Linked DNA regions of Homo sapiens: all the other regions are linked to region 3. The links are chromatin contacts, found by Hi-C or POLR2A ChIA-PET in ENCODE. All regions are on one chromosome and are shown on one strand. The core of a region is the stretch at or near the end of the contact, and the rest is flanking DNA. Distances in the headings are between cores, read along the strand shown.

Region 1 (4,298 bases), core at 1,314-3,813, 36 kb after region 3:
CGAAAAGTTGCCAAAGAACTCAACATAGAGCATTCTACAGTCATTCAACATTTGAAGCACATTGGAAAAGTGAAAAAGCTACATAAGTGGGTGCCTCATGAGCTGCATGAAAACAAAAGAAATCGTTTTGAAGTATGGTCTTCTCTTATTCTACCCAATAACAACGAAACATTTCTTGACTGGATGGTAACATGACAGAAAATGGATTTTATGTGATGACCAGCTCAGTGGCTGGACCAAGAAAAGGTCATGGTCACAGTTTGGTGGTCTGCTGCCCGTTTGACCCACTACAGCTTTCTGAATCCAGGCAAAAACCAATACATCTGAAAAGTATGCTCGGCAAATCAATGAGATGCACCGAAAACAGAAAGGGCCCAATTCCTCTTCAAGACAATGCCTGACCGCCAACCAGCGCTTCAAAAGTTGAAGAAATTGGGCTATACAATTTTGCTTCAGCCATCATATTCACCTGACCTCTTGCCAGTGGACTATGATTTCTTCCAGCATCTGGACAACTTTTTGCCAGGAAAATGCTTCCACAACCCATAGGATGCAGAAAATGCTTTCCAAGAGTTCACTGAATCCTGAAGCACAGATTTTTTTTTTTTGAGACGGAGGAGTTTCGCTCTTGTTGCCCAGGCTGGAGTACAATGGCACAATCTTGGCTCACTGCAACCACCGCCTCCGGGGTTCAAGTGATTTTCCTACCTCGGCCTCCCTCCTAGTAGCTGGGATTACAGGCATGCGCCACCATGCCCGGCTAATTTTGTATTTTTAGTAGAGACGGGGTTTCTCCATGTTGGTCAGGCTGGTCTCAAACTCCCAACCTCAGGTGATCCACCCACCTGGGCCTCCCAAAGTGCTGGGATTACAGGCGTGAGCCACCACGCCGAGTCCCAAAGCAAAGATTTTTATGCTACAGAAATAAACAAACGTATCTTTTGGCGAAAATGTGTTGATTATAATGGTTCCTATTTTGATTAATAAAGATGTGTCTGAGCCTAGTTACAATGATTTAAAATTCCTGGTCCAAAACTGCAATTACTTATAAGGGACAGCCCTCCTGTCCCTTATAAAATTGCTGCCATTAATTTCACTTATCCCTAAGCTATAACTGAATGCATTACTGCTATTATTATTTTGAACAGTTACCTATCAGTTAAGAACAAGAAAATAAAAGATTTTACCTTTACTTATTCCTTTTCTAATACTCTTCCTTTCTTTATGTAGATCCAAGTTTCTCACCTATATCATGTTCCTTTTCTCTGGAGAACTTCTAACATTTCTTATAAGGCAAGTAACATTTCTTACTGGCAACAGATTCCCTCAATGTTTATTTGTCTGAGAAAGTTTTTTATTTCTCTTTCATTTTGAAGGATAATTTCACTGCACACAGAATAATTCGAGGTTGGTGTTTTTCTTTCAACACTTAAAACACTTCACTCCTCTCGCTTCTTGCTTGCATTGTTTGTGAACAGAAGTCCGATGTAATTTTTGCTTTCTTCACATAGAAGTAAGGTGGGTTTTTTCGCCTCTGGTTTCTTTCAAAATTTTCTCTTTATCTTTGGTTTCCTGCAGTTTGAATATGATATGTGTAGGTGTTTAATTTTGGAAAATTCTCAGTCATTATTACTTCAAATATTTATTTTGTTCTTCTGAAAAGCCCATCAAAGGTATTCTTCATTTCTGTTATAGATTTTATTTCTAGCATTTCCTTTTCTTACAATTCCAATCCCTATGCCTCTATTATCCATCTGTTCTTTTTGTTACTGTTGTTGTTGTCGTCATTGTTGTTTTTGAGACAGGGTCTCGCTCTGTCACTCAGGCTGGAGTGCAGTGGCGTGATCTTGGCTCACTGCAGCCTTGACCTCATGGGCTCAGGCAATTCTCCCACCTCAGCCTCCCAAATGGCTGGGACTACAAGCACATATGCCACCACACCCAGCTAATTTTATTTTTTATAGAGACAAGGTCTCACTATGCTGCCCAGGCTGGTCTTGAACTCCTGGGCTCAAGTGATTCTCCCACCTCGCTTCCCAAAGTGCTGAGATTACAGGTGCGAGCCACCACGTCCAGCCACTCATCTGTTCTTGTATATTGTCTACATTTTTTATTACAGACCTTACCATGTTACTCATCATTATTTTAAATTATCAATCTGACAATTCCAAAATCTCTGCCATATCTAGCTGGGAGTTAAGACTGTCATGTTTACTATTTGCTGTAGTTATAGGTGTTAGAGGCTAATATTTTCTCTACTGTCCTTGTTTTTGTCTCATACTGTCTTTGGGTTTCCCTAGAAACTCTTTACATAGTGTGAGTCTAAGCCTTGCAGTTCTTTCAGCTGTAATCTTCTGTTATTATACAGGAGCCTGCTGACATGAGGGGAGGGGAAGAACCTGTTGATGTGGGGTATGGGGAGAAGATAAAGTGTTCTATAGTCCTATGATTACGTTTCAGTCTTTAAGTGGGCCTGTGTCCCGGGGGTGTGACCGTCACAAGTGATTTTCAGCTTTTCCCCCCACTTAGGTGAAACAGGAAGAATAAAGGGGGCTGGAGTTAGATACTTCCCTTTCCCTGAGTTGGTTACGGCGCTGGTGGTTTCCCTTGGCAAATGTTACATGTGACCTTGTAAACAATGTGTATTCTGAAATTATTAGGTAGGTGTAGGGTTCTAAAAATGTCAATTAGACTGAGTTGGTTGACAGTGTTGTTCAAGTGTTTCATATACTTACTGATTTTCTACCCACTTGTTTCACCAAATGCTGAAAAGAGGAGTGTTGAAGTCTCCAACTGTAACACTGGCTTTATCTTTTTCTCTCTTTAGTTCTCCCTTATGTTCTCCCTTGATGTCAGTATTGCATCAAGTTTTTTGAACTTTTTGTCTTTTTGAAAACTTGAACTTTTTATCATTTTGAAATATCCCTCTTTAATTCTGATAATATGTCTTACCATGAAGTCTACTTTGCCTGATCTTTAGATACGCCAGTGTTCCTAGTGACTTTTCCTTGCAAAGTACATTTCTCCACTGTTTTACTTTCAAACTGTCTATATATTAAGTATGATTCTTATGAGCTGCATATGGTAGTGCTTTGCATTTTAAGTTAGAATAATAAGTCCACGTAAAACTAATCCAATTATTTAAGTAATAAGGTTTGAGGTTATGTTTTGCCATTTTGTTTTCTATTTTTCCTGCTTATTCATTGCTCATTTTTTTCCCCTAACCTGCTCTCTTTTGGCCTGAAAAAATTTTAGATTCAATTCTGCCTTATCAGTTGTCTTATTAACTACATCTCTTTAAGTAGTTGTTCTTATGATGATTTCCCTGTATATGGTTTGAGAGATTTTTCTTGGCTGCTTTAAAGATTTTTATTAATTTGCAACAATTCAATTATGATGTGCCATGGTGTCTCTCTCTCTGTGTGTATGTGTGTGTGTGTGTCCTGTTTAGGATCGGTGGTGGTGTTTTTTGTTTCTGGGACAGGATTTCACTTTGTCGCTCAGGCGGCTATGTTGTATTATAAGTTTTGTTCTATTGTGTTTTCATTAAAATTACTAAATACACTTAAATACCTATCTTAAAGTCCTTTTATTTGAATTTGATCACATATTGCATTCTGGGTCTGTTTTTATTCACAAGACTTTCTCCTTTTTATAGATTACATTTGCCTACTTCTTTATATATCTAGTAATTTTTTTTTTTCTCAGACAGAGTCTTTCTCTGTTGCCCAGGCTGGAGTGCAGTGGCTCACTGCAACCTCCGCTTCCTGGGTTCAAGCCATTCTCATGCCTCAGCCTTCCGAGTAGCTGGGACTACAGGCGCCGCCACCTCGCCCAGCTAATTTTTGTATTTTTAGTAGAGACGAGGTTTCACCATATTGGCCAGGCTGGTCTCAAACTCCTGACATTGTGATCCACCGCGCCCGGCCATATCTAGTAATTTTTAAATAGATGGTGGGCATTGTAGATACCTGCTTATATGTGGATTTTATTGTCTTCCTTTCAAGAAAGGTTTGTCCCAGCAGGCAACTAATTTACTTGCAGATCAATCTGATTGTTTTGAGCCTCGTTTTTAAATTTTGTTAGTGCAGGTCCAGGAAAGCCTTTACGCTAAGACTACATTAGCCCTACTCATAAGATGTGACCTTTCTGGAATTTCTACTGAATGCCTGGTGTATTCAAGAAGGTCTCAATACTCTGAATAGACAAAATGTTCATATTTTGCAGATGTGTGCAAACTTTGGTAGTTGCTTAATTTATGGTTTTCAGTAGCTATCCTTTCACTGAAAATTGGCCTC
Region 2 (4,673 bases), core at 1,433-3,932, 57 kb after region 3:
GTTCAGTCGTACTTCAAACCTCAGCATTATGCAATATACCTTTGTAATAAACCTGCACAGGTACACCCGGAATCTAAAATAAAAGCGGAAAAAGAAAAAAAATTTAATTCAAATAAAAATATATACGTAAAAGCCATATAACAAACAGTAGAGTGACATCTTTTAAGTACTGAAAGAAAAAAAAGGCAATCCAGAATTCTATATTCAGCAAGAATATTTTAGAAAAATAAAGTCTTTTTGAGAGAAACAAAGATAATTTATTACTAGCAGACTTGGCCTATAAGAAATGTTAAAAGTTCTTCAGGTAGACAGAATGATACCAGACAGAAAACTTGGATCTACACAAAGACATGAACAACAGTATAAACGGTATAAATGAAAGTAAATACAAAACTTCATATTTTTCTTATTTGCAATTGTTCTAAAAGATAACTGTCTCTAAAGCAAAAATGCAGTCATGTACTGCATAATGATATTTAATCGACAAGGGACCACATATATAATGGTGGTCCCATAAGATTACGATGAAGCTGAAAAATTCCTATCGCCTAGGGACATCCTAGTTGTATTAACATTGTAGTACGATGAGTTACTCACGTGTTTGTGGTGAAGCTGGTGTAAAGAAACCTACACTGCCAGTTGTATAAAAGTATAGCATATACAATTATGTTAAGTACATAATACTTGATCATGGTAACAGTTACTAGCTTATGTATTTATTATATACTTTATCATTATTTTAGAATGTACTCCTACTTACATAAAAAGGAAAGTTAACTGTAAAACAGCCTCAGGTAAGTCCTTCAGGAGATATTACAGAAGAAGGAACTGTTATCATAGGAGATGGCAGTTCCATGTGTGTAATTGTCCCTGAAGACCTTCCAGACAAGATGTGGAAGTGGAAGACAGTGATATTTATAGCTTGACTCTCTGTGGGCCTAGGGCTAATGTATTTGCGTCTTAGTTTTTAACAAAAGTTTTAAAAGTAAAAATTAAAAATTTTTAAATAGAAAAAAGCTTACAGAATGAGGACATACTTTTGTACAGCTGTACAATGTATTTGTTTTAAGCTAAGTTATTGTAAGAGAGTAAAAAAGTTTAAAAAACTAAGAAGTTAATAAAGTAAAAGTTACAGTAAGGTAAGGCTAATTATTGAAGACTTTTTAAAAATAAATTTATTATAACCTACATGAACAGTTCTATAAAATCTATAGCAATATACTGTAAAGTCTTAGAGTAGTAATATATTGCATGTTGATTGCATATATATAAAAGTAAAGTGTATGACAACAAAAACATAAAAGATGAAGAGGAGAAATGGGAGTATAGAACTATAAGGTCCTAATACTACATATAAAGCTATGTATTATTATATCAAGAAAACTGTGATTAATTACAAATATACGGCAAACCCTAGGGCAACCACTAAACAAATTTCAGAAAGAGGTATAAATAAATAAGCAAACCGCGGAGAGAAATGGAATTTTTAAAAAGTCCAAGTAATCCAAAAGAAAAAAAGAACAGATAGACTAACATAAACCAGATACCATAGTGGTAGATTTTAATCCAACCATATTACCAATGTTGATAAATATAAACAATCTAAACACACTAAATAAAAGAGACATGTCAAAATGAAAGACAGAGATTATCAGACTGGATAAACAAGTAAGCCCATCTATATGCTGACTATAAGAAACCCATATTAAGTGTAAAGATACAGATAGGTTGAAAGTGAAAGTAAAACAAAAAACAAAAACAGAAAAAATATGTTGGGAGACAATTCTCCATGGGTCTCTGTTGAGGTAGCTGCCTTTGAACCTACTTCTCAGTATCTGGTCTGCAACCATCTCCCCAGTTACTCTTTATTAATAAGTGATACAATGGAGAGATGGAAATCTCATGTCTATTGCTAATATGTATGAAATTCATGGCAAACTTCAGTTTTTGACATGATATACCATGTAAATACTAATCAAAAGGAAGCTGAAGTGGTTATATTAATACAAGGCAAAGAAGATTTCAGAACAAGGAATATTACCAGAGATAAAGAGGCTGTCCGCCAGAAAGGCACACCGATCTTAAATATGTATGGATCTAACAAACTTTCAAAATACATGAAAAAAAAACTGATAGAACTGGAAAGAGAAATAGACAAATCTATTAAGTTGGAGACTTCAACACATCTCTCAGTATTTTATAGAACGAGTAGGCTATAAACATATGGAAAAACTCAATCTCTCACTAGTGATGAAAAATGTACAAACCCACAATGAGATGTTTTAAATTAATTCCTAATTTAAAACTTAAGTCTGACAATCCTAAATATTGGTGAAGATGTGGAACATCAGAAACTCACACTTCTGGTGGGAGTATAGATTGGTATGATCACTTTGGAAAACAATTTGGCATTACTTAGTAGAGATGTGCTCATATTTATAATTTAAAATTCTTATGACGAATAAATAGTAAATATAGATTCACTCAGCAAATATTAAAAACAAAATAAAGCCACAGAATGTAAGTACAACACCCCGTTAGGCCTAACTAGACACCGAGACTCACATAACCCAAACAGGCTGGTTATACTTAACATGTCAGGCAGGAGTCCTCATTGCAATTCGGGGGCTAGTATCTTTGGCCCTCTCAGGTGGCAGATCAAGTGTAAGAGAATGAGAGCATAAGGTCCTTGCAGTAGCTACTCTAGCTTACAGGTACCAAATAGCAACCAATATCTCCAGTCTCATAGGCATAGCTTCCTGAGCTTCAGCAACAGATTTGCTTAGTTGCAAGAGTTATCACACTCAGGGAAGTCCAAAGCTGTTAACGGTATAAGTACCAGTATTTACAATTCATTCACAGTCCTCCTCTGGTCCTTATGCAATTCAGTAATCATGAGTCATTATTACCATAAGCAATGGTGCTCGGTTATACAACTGATATTCTACCTTATCAAGCTTCCAAGTGAACAAAGCTAGGAAGTTAAGCCAAGGCCAAAACTGTCCGAAGAGAAGAAAGGTTAATGTTACAACAAATAAAGAGATTCAATTTAGAATGGCACTAAGCTAAACAACTATTAATATATTTCACTGAATCCAAGATGCTAGTGATTATGACATAATTAATTTTTGTACTAAGAAAAGTGCTGTTAAGTAAATATGGTGCACTACTGATTGTAAGACATATCCTAATTACTGAGATGCACAAGGAGGGAAAATATACTTCTTAGAATTGATGAAATACAGAATAATCCTTCTCTAAATTTTTCACTAAAATATTTAAGACATACAGTAAATTTTCACTTAACTTTGTTGATAGGTTCTTGGAAACCTAAACTTTAAGAAAAACTTTGTAGCAGATCTCCAAATGACATTTTGTTCAACTTCATTTTATTATAACAATGAGAAAAAAACGGTTTCATTATATGTGATTTCACTTAAAGTCACAATTTCCAAGAACCTGTCATGGACATTAAGCAAGGACTTACTGTGTAACTCTTTTCTCTACCTTGGGGACACGGTCTGCTCCAACAGAAACCAGTCCCCTACTAAAAATTTTCTAAGACATGTAATACCTCTGTTCATCTACTCTAAAAACAACCAATATCAACATAATTGACGCAGCATAGCTGTCTTCATCCTGGCATGTTAAAAAGCATCCAAAATCTAAATAAATGAATTAGCTCCCATCACTGATTAAATCACTAAAAGTCCTAAGGGCCTTTACAACCTGGAGGCTTGCATGCAATGTTCTGGTAAAATAAATAAATAAATAACAAAAATTTAAAAAAAAAAACTGTTTCAGGTTATCCATAAATATGTTAGTTCCCATATACCAGCGAACTGTGCAAGGAGAAAAGTGGAAAAAACCTTAAACCTCAATCCAGTAGAGGTACACTAAGTGAATGTTTTCATCTAAGTGGGTTGTATACGATCATTAGTTCTTTATGCTAGGGAAGGCAAATCTATCTTTTTATAAGCAGAAAATAAATATGATTAAAGTGAACTTGCCATACCCTACCTACTGGCAAACACTAGGCTTGGAAAAATAGCCCTTGTTCATAGATAGGTATGTATGGAATGGGACCTAAACAAACATTCAGCAGCATAGATAAAACATCTTCTTAAAAATGCCAAAGAAAAGAATCTGTGATAATTTATATTTAGAAACAGAAAAAATGTAAAAAGTATATGCTGTGTGTTCTCAACAACATACATATAGGAAGAAATAAAAAGACAGACTTATATGCAGTCTAAGATATAAATGGAACTCTTAAGAGATAAGAAAAAAGAAATGAATAGAAACAACAATTTAAAAAACTACATTTTGGTACATACACTTTTAAAAATGAGTTCTGTTATCTATGTTTTCCAAAAAGGAAAACAGGGCCGGGCATGGTTGCTCACGCCTGTAATCCTTGCACTTTGGGAGGCCTAGACAGGTGGACTTCCTGAGCTCAGGAGTTCAAGACCAGCCTGGGCAACATGGTGAAACCCCATCTCTACTAAAATACAAAAAACTAGCTGGACATGGCAGCGTGCGCCTATAGTCCCAGCTACTTGGGAGGCTGAGGCAGAAGAATTGCTTGAACCTGGGAGACGGAGGCTGCAGTGAGCCACGATCGCACCACTGCACTCCAGCCTGGGTGACAGAGCAAGACTCCATCTCAAAAA
Region 3 (4,657 bases), core at 1,399-3,898:
CCATTCCCGTTTCTTTCTTTCCTAGCACCTTCCTATTCCCTGAGACACTACGATATTGAAATTAGGCAAATTAGTAACCCTACAATGGCCTCTAAATGTTCAAATGAAAGGAAGAGTCACATGTCTCTCACTTTAAATCAAAAACTAAAAATGATTAAGCTTACCAAGGAAGGCATGTCAGAAGCCAAAATAAGCCAAAAGCTAGGTCTCTTGTGCCAGTTAGCCAAGTAGTGAATGCAAAGGAAAAGTTCTTGAAGGAAATTAACAGTGCTACTCCAATGGAACACACAAACGATGAGAAAGTGAAATAGCCTTACTGCAGATAGGTGAAACAGCAGGGGCTGATGTAGAAGCTGCAGCAAGTTCTCTGGAAGACCTAGCTAAGATAACTGATGAAGGTGGATACACTAAATAACAGATTTGCAATGTAGATGAAAACAACCTGAGAGCAGTCAATGCCTGATTTCAAAGCTTCAAAGGACTCTCTTGGTAGGGTTATTTAATGCTGCTGGTAACTTGAAGTTGAAGCCAATGCTCATTTGCCATTCTGAAAATCCTAGGGCCCTTAAGAATTATGCTAAATCTACTCTGCCTGTGTTCTATAAGTGGATCAAAAAAGCATGGATGACAGTATAACAGTTGCAGCATGGTTGACTGAATATTTTAAGCCCATTTTTGAGAACTACTGCTCAGAAAAAAGATTCCTTTCAAACTATTTCTGCTCACTAACAATGCACCTGGTCACCCAACAGGTCTGATGGAGATGTACAAGACGACTAATGTTGGTTCCCTGCCTGCTAACACAACATCCGTTCTGCAGCCCATGGGTCAAAGAGTAATTTCAACTTTCAAGTCTTATTATTTAAGAAGTGCATTTCATAAGGCTATAGCTGTCACTGACAGTGATTCCACTGATGGATCTGGGCAAAATATATTGAAAACCTTCCAGAAAGGATTCACCATTCAAGATGCTCTAGGCTGCTCTGGTCTGTAACTTTCCATTCCAACAGTAAAAAATCTGGGATCTCCTACTTTTCACCTCAGAAAGCTACAAATGTAAAAGGAAAAATAAATTTGTTTTGAGAGGAAATCACTTATTCAAATAGCCATGTTATTCTGTTTTGTTCATAATATCAACGGCTCTATAAATAAAGAACTTTAAAGAAATAGCAAATTCACCCAGAGAAAGCTCTGCCTGCAATATTTTTCAGGTCATGTCACACAAAGAAAAATAACAATGCTTGCACAGCCCACTGAGATAAAATGGACAAGGATGTTCAGTGGTGGAGGTGATGGCTCAAGGGACTTAGGAATCCGTCTGGAATGCTGAGAGACCAACACGTCCACTAACCTACAGCTATTCACACCATCAGGGAAGTGCTGGACTAAAGTAACAAGGCTCTAACAACTCCAGGGATTTCTAGAATTGTGTATCATATACTATTCCTAAAATATAAAAAGTAACATTAAGGTCTGAGGTTAAAAAAAAAAAAGAATCACAATACATATCAATTGCTAAGCAGTGTAAAGGGTTCACTTTTGCAGTGGTCTAGAACTAAACCCACAATACCTTTTAGGTAGCCTGTATACTAAAAACCATCAAACTGTCCTCTTTAAACGGATATAAATTATAACTCAATAAAGCTGTTACCAAAAAAAATTTTTTCTGAGATGCTTTTCCTGACAATCTCTAATCCCACTTTGCATGTATTTCTTTTCATTCTTTAGTCACTCAACATTTATTTTCTAAATATATATTATTTTATAAATCACTGACTATATAACACTTGTTTCAAAACTTTAATTTGACAAAAATTTAATTTGACTGAAAATTAACCTTACTTTTCCTTCTTGCTTTTCGGAACTTGACAGCAGCCAGATTTATTAAATTCATGCCATAAAGATTGTAGTCAATGAAGAGCTGTAGGAGGTAGGGAATATGCGCTTCATGAGGCTGGTAAAATTTATTCATTATGGCTCCGCTTTGCAAAAGTTCACATATCCTAAATTAGAAAAAAAAAGTTTTATCATAAAATTATGTTCCCTAAAATGTTAAATGAAACAATGATTATAGAAATATACAGAACAAAGCACTTATTAGCACACAAAATTTCCATCTCAATTTTACCGGAAATTTGTATTTTGTTAGAAATTAAAAGTTTCAATCAAGTTTTCAAGTAAGCAACATGTTCTGAATAACAAAAAACTGCATGGATGAAGAATATTTTGTCTTAAACCAATTTGATACTAACTATATTTAAAAATTAAAAGGTTTTTAAAATAAAATTTTTCTTTTAAAAATAACAAATAATTTTGAAAAGATTAATATTCAAAAAAGGAAAAGAAATCATTACTTATAATCCCACCACTCAGAGGTATTGCCATTTTGATATTTTTCTTTCCTGAGTATTTTTTTTCCCTTCATGATGACGAATACAAACAACAGACAATTATATACAGCATAGTTAAGTACTATGTGGGGAAATACATTAAACATCTAGAAAAGATACTAAACAGATAGAGGTACAGAGGTGGTTTCTGCAAAACCTTAGAGAAACTCTCTAAGCAAGAGACTAAATGATGAACTAGAGGCACTTTTTTCTCTGAAGAGAGGGAAGAGTATTCACGTAAATAAAACTGCACATGTAAAGGGTCACGAGAAAACACGGCTTATTCAGGAACTGAAACCACTGAGTAAGACTGTGACCTAGTGTCAGAGGCAGGGATAGAGAAGTAATGAGAAGTAAGAGCATGAAGAGCCTGTTAAGACATTTGAAGAGGTAGTGAAATTTGTCTGAGAGGTGAATAGCAGAAAAGTGACATCACCAGACTAGCTATAGAACACAGAAGACTACAGGTAAGGAGTAAATAGGCTGTTGTGGAAAAACTAAGGATGGTGGCTATAACAAGGATCATAGAAATGTACTGATTCAGGAGACATATAAGGGGTGAAATGATCAGGCCTTGATGACTAACTAGATGTGAAGGGTGAGACAGAAAAGGGGCTGAGGGTGATGCCTAGATTTCTTGCTTAAGCAGCTGGTTAGTGGTGGTGCAATTATTTGAAAGGGGAAGAACTGTAAGAAAAATTGGTTTGGGATTTTTTGGAAGGGGAATAAGGATAAACTCAATTTAGACACAAGGGCATTTAGGTATAGTGGGGATCCAATAATAATATTGGAAATGAATCATAAAGAAAATAATAATCATTTTATTAACACAGCAGAGGTAACTAACATTTCTGAGCACTATATATTGGATACTGTGCTAACGTACTTTATTACAAGTAATGTTTATTACAAGTCTGTGGTACGATCATCTCCATTTTATAAATAAAGAAATTATCTTAGATTTAAAAATCACACAAAAGATAGAAGAGCTCTGAGGTGGGAGGACCACCTGAGCCCAGGAGTTCCAGGTTACAGTGAGGTATGATGGCGCCACTGCATGCCATCCTGGGCAACAGAGCAAGATCCTGTGTCTTAAAAAAACAAAGGGGCTAAAATTCAAATCAAAATTTCTCTGCCTTGTGAGCCCTCACTCTTAACCACTCGGCTATTCCATCTATCCAGTAGATGGTTTGATATATTGTTTAGAAGCTCTAGAGAGAAATGAGGCTATTCATATACATTTGGAAGTCAAAAGCATAAAGATAAACAAAAACAAAAGTTAAAACCAAACAAACCCATGGGAGTAAATAAGTCTGTAGAGGGAACAGAAAATATACAGAGTAAAGATGAAAGTCTAAGGCAGAATTCTAAGAAACAACCATAGATGTTAAAATGTAAACCAACAAAATGGCAGAAATATGATTGATCACACTGGAATGAGAAAAACTAGAGGTGGTATATATCACAGAAGCTAACATTTAGGATTGTTTTAAGGCACCATAAGCATCACCATGAGGTCAAAAAGTAAGGACCTAAAATTGGATTTAGCAACACAGAGGTCATTAGTGAAAGCAATTTTCAGTAAAATGGTTGGGGTAGAAGCCATATTGTAGTAAGTTAAAGAGTGAATGGGAAAGCCGAGCACAGTGGCTTGTGCTTGTAATCCCAGCACTTTGGGAGGCTGAGGCAGGTGGATCACTTGAGGTCAGGGGTTCTAGACCAGCCTGGCCAACATGGAGAAACCCTGTCCTTACTAAAAATACAAAAAAATTAGTCAGACGTGGTGGTGGTGCCTGTAATCCTAACTACTCAGGAGGCTGAGGCAGGAGAATTGCATGAACCCCGGAGGATGAGGTTACAGTGAGCTGAGATCGTGCCATTGACCTCCAGCCTGAGCAACAGGGCAAGATTCCAATTCAAAACAAACAAACAATGAATGGGAGGTAAGAAGTTGGATACACAAAGTATAGATAAATCTTTCAAGGAGAATGGCTAAATGAGAAAGGTGTTTCTATGAGTATGAATGTGTGCGTATAATTAGCAAAGTTTTATTAATATTAAAATGGAATTGGAAAGAAAGACGGGAATAGCCGACAGATGGAAGCGATCCTTGAAAACATCAAAGAAGATGAATCTTGAGCCTCAGAGGTGAGGAGGAAAAATTTCTTTCACGGAATAGGCAGCGAGGAGAGAATGGATGTAAATGCAATTTAAGGTTAAGAAAGCCTTAAGAGAGCTTTATTCCAGTGGTTCTCAAACTTTTTGGC

The links. Hi-C counts contacts between places; a loop is a spot of excess contacts on that map. ChIA-PET counts read pairs that join two places held with the same protein, here RNA polymerase II (POLR2A). Pooled maps may share reads with other maps.
Region 1: a map of B cell shows a loop between it and region 3 (2.1-fold over the local background). The contact joins two enhancer-like sites. A Hi-C loop is called at or near these places in 2 of 168 maps with a recorded cell type or tissue (B cell and K562), 2 of 37 single-sample maps with no recorded cell type and 3 of 50 pooled maps. POLR2A ChIA-PET finds 5 or more read pairs at or near these places in 2 of 52 experiments (B cell and GM12878).
Region 2: a loop to region 3 is called in a map with no recorded cell type, with 2.1 times the contacts of the local background. The contact joins two enhancer-like sites. A Hi-C loop is called at or near these places in 12 of 168 maps with a recorded cell type or tissue (GM11168, GM12878, IMR-90 and 8 more), 8 of 37 single-sample maps with no recorded cell type and 15 of 50 pooled maps. POLR2A ChIA-PET finds 5 or more read pairs at or near these places in 4 of 52 experiments (GM12878, MCF 10A, PC-9 and 1 more).

The regions. Positions count from the first base shown.
Region 1 is chr6:111,439,473-111,443,770 of GRCh38, forward strand. All of the region lies in intron 1 of REV3L (REV3 like, DNA directed polymerase zeta catalytic subunit), which reads right to left. Among named protein-coding and RNA genes, the nearest start is that of REV3L, 42 kb to the right of the region's middle. RefSeq lists a silencer at 1 and an enhancer at 2,275-2,354. Within about 2 kb of position 2,564, at least 3 of the 41 ENCODE cell types and tissues checked have a DNase peak (open chromatin) inside an H3K27ac peak, as active enhancers do; they include B cell, where a contact is called at or near this core.
Region 2 is chr6:111,460,334-111,465,006 of GRCh38, forward strand. The region is part of intron 1 of REV3L (REV3 like, DNA directed polymerase zeta catalytic subunit); the gene reads right to left. Among named protein-coding and RNA genes, the nearest start is that of REV3L, 21 kb to the right of the region's middle. Within about 2 kb of position 2,683, at least 3 of the 41 ENCODE cell types and tissues checked have a DNase peak (open chromatin) inside an H3K27ac peak, as active enhancers do.
Region 3 is chr6:111,403,628-111,408,284 of GRCh38, forward strand. It overlaps REV3L (REV3 like, DNA directed polymerase zeta catalytic subunit), which reads right to left. Exons shown (of 32, transcript NM_001372078.1): 4 at 1,843-2,003. Among named protein-coding and RNA genes, the nearest start is that of REV3L, 77 kb to the right of the region's middle. Within about 2 kb of position 2,649, at least 3 of the 41 ENCODE cell types and tissues checked have a DNase peak (open chromatin) inside an H3K27ac peak, as active enhancers do; they include B cell, where a contact is called at or near this core.